Regions from separate parts of the Homo sapiens genome. Here region 2 is linked to region 1. Evidence: chromatin contacts called from ENCODE Hi-C or POLR2A ChIA-PET data. All regions are on one chromosome and are shown on one strand. Each heading gives the region's core, a stretch centred on a gene start or an enhancer-like site at or near the end of the contact. The rest is flanking DNA. Distances are from core to core; before and after follow the strand shown. Region 1 holds the start of ANKRD26 (ankyrin repeat domain containing 26). Region 2 overlaps APBB1IP (amyloid beta precursor protein binding family B member 1 interacting protein).

Region 1 (3,135 bases), core at 46-2,545:
CAAGCTGGTCTCGAACTTCTGACCTCAGGATATCCGCTTGCCTTGGTCTCCTAAAATGCTGGGTTTACAGGCGCGAGCCACCACGCCTGGCCTCTACTGCCACTTTCAATGGTCACATATTATCATGCACTGACATTTATTCACAAAATCCATTCTATGGGTTCTCCTTAATACACTGCTTAAGCAATGCTGAGAAAAACAAATTACTTGTATATCTATTTCCTAAAGGCATTTTATTTCTTTTTCTTTTTGAAAGATAGGGTCTTGCTCTGTTGTCACTGACATACCTCACTGCAGCCTAGAACTCCTGGGCTCAAGTGATGCTCCTGCCTCAGCCTTCCAAGTAGCTGAGACTATTAGAGTTGGGGGGGGGGGTCTCGCTATAATGCCCAGGCTGGCCTTGAACTCCTGGCCTCAAGCAATCCTCCCGCCTCAGCCTCCCGAAGTGCTGTGATTACAGGCGCGAGCCACCGCGCCTGACGAATAACAGATTTTATAGAAATAATTTTTAACCCAGAAGTTGCTATATTATGGAAACTGCTTATCTCATTATGCACCTTTCCATAAGTGTATGACATTGTATCTTAAATGTGTACATTAAAAATAAAACGCTGTACGTGCTTTTGTTCGTTAATTCACTTTAAAATTGTCACTTAAGTGCTCTCTAAGGGATTTCGGGGGGATCGGAAACCAGCTAGAGTTCTGTTTTTGTTTTTCTGCTCAGAAAGGCGGCCTGGGCGCTGGAGCCCTGCAAGGTGTCACCGTCCCAGGGGCTACGGAGCCCGCGGGAGGCTGATCCAGGCCCTGGGTGGCTCCCACAAAAGGGGCCCCTCTTCCTGCCCGCCTACTCCAGTGGCACTCAGTCCGGGCTTGCGACGCCTATTACCTGTTCATCTTGTCTCTATCGTTCAAGCCATTCTTCCTGAGCAAAAGGATCTGCTGCACTTTCGCCACATTACCCGCGCTGGCAGCTTTGTGGATCTTGCCGAGATCTCGGTCTCGGACGTGGTAGCCGGGCTGCGAGTAGGCGCCCTCCCCCGGCTCGCCCCCGCCTCCCGCGCTGCTCCTCTGCCGCCGCGCGAAGGAGCCCAAGGGCGACTCGCCCTTCTTACTAAAAATCTTCTTCATGGCCCAGGCGACCGGGCTTCAGAGACACCTCATGTCTCTCTCGGCTCTTAACGGCCTCCGGAGCCCAACATAACAAGTCAGCCCCGGCTGGCCGCAGCCTCCCAAAGGAAACTCCGCGGTTTCCAATCTCTCCCTCCGGGTTACCAAGCAAGCGATCCCGCTAGACACAAGTGCGCATGCGCACCTCAGATGGCAAGGTCCACGCGCGTGCGCACGAAGGCCCAGTGGTCAAGTGTGCTCCATGCGCATGTGCAAGGCCCAGACCTCGCAAATCTCGGCGACTGGGACGAGCCCTGCGTTCCTGTCAAACAAATGTCGGTGGGAGTCTGGCTGAGTGTTCAGGACGTTTGCGAAAAGAAGCCTCGCGCCTGTGGGGAAGCAGCCTTTACGCATGACTGGGACTGGAGTAGCGTGGAGTTTTAAGATGCTGAAAGCCTCTTCTCCGAGAAAACTCCCCTAAGAAACTCTCTGAATCTCCCTATCTCTCAGTTTATTCCCCTTCCATGTCCCTTTGGGTGCCATCTGGTCTCCATGAGAACTTAACAGATGCAACAACAGAGGGCACAGGATTTCGGAGATCGTGGCATATGTGTCAAGTGCAGAGGGCACAGGATTTCGGAGATCGTGGCAATATGTGTCAAGTGCAAACTTACGAGGAGAAACCAATGCACATTCTCCAGAAGAAATGAGAACGCATTTCTGCATGCCTCCTTCCCCCACCCCTCTGCCTTTGGCCCAGCCTTATGTTTTATTTTTTGCTTTTGATTTTCCAAGGTTACATCTCTTTCTTCTTTTTTTTTTTTTTTTCCCCAACAGAGTCTCGCTTTGTCGCCCAGACTGTAGTGCAGTGGTGCAATCACGGCTCACTGCAGTCTCCACCTCCTGGGCTCAACGATACTCCCACCTCAGCCTCCTGAGTGAGTAGCTGAGACTACAGACGCAAGCCACCACGCCCGGCTATTTTTGCATTTTTTGTAGAGACAGGGTCTCACCATGTTGCCCAGGCTGGTCTCCGACTCCAGGGCTCAAATGATGCTCCCATCTCAGCCTCCCAAAGTGCTGGGATTACAGGTGTGAACCACCACGCCCAGCCTAGATTGAATAATTTGACAACAAATTGGAATTAGCAACGCAGACGTCAAGTGGAGTCTCAGCAGAAATTGCTGCTGGAATGCACCTCCATAGCTCTGGACAGCTCTAGGGTCCCTTGTGGAGGAGGTGGCTGGCCCCAGAACAGGCGTCTTTATTGCCAAGTGAGAAATGAGCAAAAACAAAACAACACTTCTCAGGCCTCTCCAGCTTAGCTAGATCAAATGGTTTTGATGTGGGAGAGTGGTTTCCACTATCGTCACCAAGAATTTTCCTCCTACACTACCCCAGCTAGAAAGTTATGTTGTCTCCTCAACACTCCCCAAGGTGATCTATGAAGCTAGTCAAGTCCCAGCACTTTAGGAGGCCGAGGTGGGTGGATTACCTGAGGTCAGGAGTTCGAGACCAGGCCAACGTGGTGAAACCCCGTCTCTACTAAAAATACAAAAATTAGCTGGGTGTGGTGGTGCATGCCTGTAGTCCCAGCTACTCGGGAGGCTGAGGCAGGAGAAACACTTGAACCTGGGAGGCAGAGGTTCACACCACTGCCTCTGGAGTGGAGACTCTTGGATGGAGACCACGACTCTCTCTCAAAAAACAAAAACAAAAACAAACAAAAAATACTCAAGTGTGGAGAACACTGACTCTGAACAGAGGACTCTGACATTTCCTAATGCAGCCTGAAATTAAGGCCAAAGACATTACCAGTCTGGATGGATATAGGAATCACACACCACTCTCCAGGTAAGTTGTAGAGATTTGGTTGACTATAGTGTTTTTGTATAGACCAGAGATACCCAAGGACTATATGTTAGGCCAGCTCTGAGGTGTTGAATTCATCAGCCAAATGCTGGATCCCCAAAAAGTTTCTTGGAGTTCATTGAAAGCTAAGATCTCCCATTCATATGGAAATTAATT
Region 2 (3,197 bases), core at 621-3,120, 640 kb before region 1:
GAGACCAGCCTGGCCAACATGGTGAAGCCCTGTCTCTACTAAAATACAAAAAAGTTAGCCAGGTGTGGTGCGGGCGCTTGTAATCCCAGCTACTTGGGAGGCTGAGGCAGGAGAATTGCTTGAACCCAGGAGGCAGAGGTAGCAGTGAGTTGAGATTGCATCACTGCACTCCAGCCTGGGTGACAGAACAAAAAAAAAAAAGAATAATAATAATAAGAAGAAAAACGTCTTTGGGGATGCTCACGTTAACTTAGTAAAGTTACGTGGTTACTGTTATGTGAAACACATATAAAATACATACACTTCCCGAAGTTGAATTTTACACTATGTCTGCTGATTCAGCTGTTTAGAGTTTTGGGGGATTTCTTTTTTTTTGGTTTGTGGTTCCAAGGCCACAGCTTTGGAAAACAGTGTGTCAATTCTTCAAAAGTTAAATACTTACAGAGTTACCATATGCCCCAGCAGTTGCACTCTTAGGAGTGCCAAGAGAAATCGAAACATACATCCACACAAAAATGTGCAGGCAAGTGTTCATACCGGCATAATTTGTATTAGCTGAAAAAATGGAAACAACCCAAATGTCCATCAACTAATAAAAAGAAATGAAGTGTCAGCACATATTACATTTTGGATTGAACTTTGAACACATTAAGTGAAAGAAGCCAGACACAAAAGACCACATTAATGTATCATCCCATTGATAGGAAATGTCCAGAATAGGCAGCTTTATATAGAGAGGAAGTAGAATAATGATTGCTAAGGGATGGGGAGAGGAGGAGTGAACGGATACAGGGTTTCTTTTATAGGAGAAGAAAATGTTCTAAAATTAGATTGTGGTGATGGTTGCACAACCCTGTGAATATGCCAGAACCATTGAATTATACACTTTAAATAGGTGGATTGTTTCATTTCACCTGCATGCAAGGAGCTGCTCTATCCACGGGAAAATGGATGCACTAGGTGCAATTTGCACTCTGGGTTCAGTACATTAAGTGAAAGCCTTTGGTGTGCCTAGGAATTATAGGGAAAATAGCAGTGATAGCAGCGGAGTAGATTTTAGGAGAGAACAGGATGGATGTCTGAAAGATGAGGTTGGAGGGGTTGATGCGGGTTGGACTATGGAAAAATTTAAAAGCCACCTTATGGAGTTTATATTAAATCCTATGGACAGTAGAGAGCCACTGAAAAGTTTTGCTACTTGAAAGAATATGACAGAACTGGGTTTTAAGAAGAAAACTCTGGTGGCATTATAGAAGCTGATTTAAGAAGCAGAGACTGTGGCGAGCATCTGTATTCCCAGCTACTCAGGAGGCTGAGGTGGGAGGATGGCTTTTGTCCAGGAGGTTGAGACTGCGATGAGCCGTGATCATGCCACCGCACTCCAGCCTGGGTGACAGAGCAAGAACCTGTCTAAAAAAAAAAAAAAAAAAAAAGGAGAGACTGTTTGAGCCTGTGTAGGCATATGAAAAATAATTACAAAAGAAAAGAAGGAGAGATTGGAGATAGGAAGATGAAAAGTAAGCTGGGGGCAGAATCCTGATAAGATGTGGAAGACCTGTACTAGGATGGTAGCTGGGGAAAGTGTGGGACAAGTTCAAGGGCATTAGAAAGGCTAAACTGACCAGACAAACTGATCATATTTGGGACTTCCAGAATAGGTGATGCTTCTGAGAAGATTGGCTTAGTGAAGGTTATTGGGCTATAGGTCAAGATAAATGTAGGCTGGTTTTTTGGGTGTTTGTTTCTTTAGCAAGAGAGGGATACTATCTGAAAAGAGGAGTCCTTGTGTCCAAGTGGCTCCTTTTAGACACTCACAGCACAGGAGCTAGGCTGTGCTTGGTCATTGCAGATGTTCATAGCCATCAAGTCAGCCCACCTGTGTTTCTTCTCCGAGCCTTGTCTTCCCTTTCTCTGGTCTGCTTTTTCAAATTCTAATGTACGCTTCTTTTTCAGTTCCCCAATTTCTGGTAACTATCGCATTTGAATTTTTCTTTTTTAAGAGACAGGGTCTAACTCTGCTGCCAGGCTGGTCTTGAACTCTTGGCCTCAAGCAATCCTCCTGCCTCCGCCTTCCAAAGTGCCAGGATTACAGGTATCAGCCACTGTGCCTGGCCTCACCTTTGATTTTGGTATCCTTTACCCAGACATCCAGTCGCAGCCTCACTTCACTGCACTGTTCAACTCCTAACTCAGTATCTGATTTTCATCCAGGGTTTCTCTGTGCTGACTTTGTCCCCAGTTCCCAAGATAACATCTGGCTTAGATCTCCCTATACCAAAACCTATACTGGTAAGCCAGGGGACCTGGGAACAGGCTGAAGAGGAGGCTGGAAGGAGGCCATGTTGCATTTAAACCACCGGTAGGGCTGCCTGGTGGAAATGCTCTCTATGCAATGGGAAGTATAATTGCAGGGCTTAAAAATGAGGAGGGAGAGGAAGACACAGATAAGTATGAGTTTTCTGCTTCCCTCTGAAGCAATATCTATAGAGATTAGATAACAGGAATAAGTATAATACCAAACAAAGATCAGGGAAGATTTATCCTAAAGATAATCTGGATCATAGCTACAATGACTAAATTATTTGCTCTGAAAGGGTAAACTTGTTACCACCATTCCTTCAGAAAACACTTAAAGCTGGGTCTTTATTGGTATTTATGAAATCTGGATATTTTTATGGCCTGACTAATACCTTTGTCAAGCCCTTGGACAGCAGAGAAGTTGTATGGAGCCGAAAGTGCAAGGACTTAATGAATGATTTCTTGAAAGTATTACTGAAACTCTCTGGATGTGGTGTCTCATGCCTGTAATCTCCGCACTTTGGGAGGCCAAGGTCGGTGGATCACTTGAGGTCAGGAGTTTGAGACTAGCTGGACCAACACGGTGAAACCGCGTCTCTATTGAAAATATAAAAATTAGCTGAGCGAGGTGGCATGCACCCTTAGTCCCAGCTACTTGGAAGGCTGAGGTGGGAAAGTCGCTTGAACCTAGGAGGCGGAGGTTGCAGTGAGCCAAGATCTTGCCGTTGCACTCCAGCCTGGGTGACCAAGCAAGACTCTGTCGAAAGGAAGGAAGGAAGGTAGGAAAAGGGAAGGAAGGAAGGAAGGGAGGGAGGGATGGAGGGAGGGAGAGAGGGATTACTGAAAGTTTTTCTGGAAAGATCCATGAACACCTGACCAAAAAATTAACAAAGCTAATT

What was found. A loop is a pair of places that touch in the nucleus more often than their neighbours do. ChIA-PET counts read pairs that join two places held with the same protein, here RNA polymerase II (POLR2A). Pooled maps may share reads with other maps.
Region 2: a loop to region 1 is called in a pooled map, with 3 times the contacts of the local background. The contact joins the enhancer-like site here to the promoter of ANKRD26 in region 1. A Hi-C loop is called at or near these places in 1 of 168 maps with a recorded cell type or tissue (CD4-positive, alpha-beta memory T cell) and 9 of 50 pooled maps. POLR2A ChIA-PET finds 5 or more read pairs at or near these places in 1 of 52 experiments (activated CD4-positive, alpha-beta T cell).

What each region holds. Positions count from the first base shown.
Region 1 is chr10:27,099,199-27,102,333 of GRCh38, forward strand. It overlaps ANKRD26 (ankyrin repeat domain containing 26), which reads right to left and starts at 1,296. Exons shown (of 34, transcript NM_014915.3): 1 at 887-1,296. The coding sequence starts at 1,128. RefSeq lists an enhancer at 733-792 and a silencer at 963-1,142.
Region 2 is chr10:26,455,326-26,458,522 of GRCh38, forward strand. The region is part of intron 2 of APBB1IP (amyloid beta precursor protein binding family B member 1 interacting protein); the gene reads left to right. Among named protein-coding and RNA genes, the nearest start is that of APBB1IP, 19 kb to the left of the region's middle. Within about 2 kb of position 1,871, at least 3 of the 41 ENCODE cell types and tissues checked have a DNase peak (open chromatin) inside an H3K27ac peak, as active enhancers do.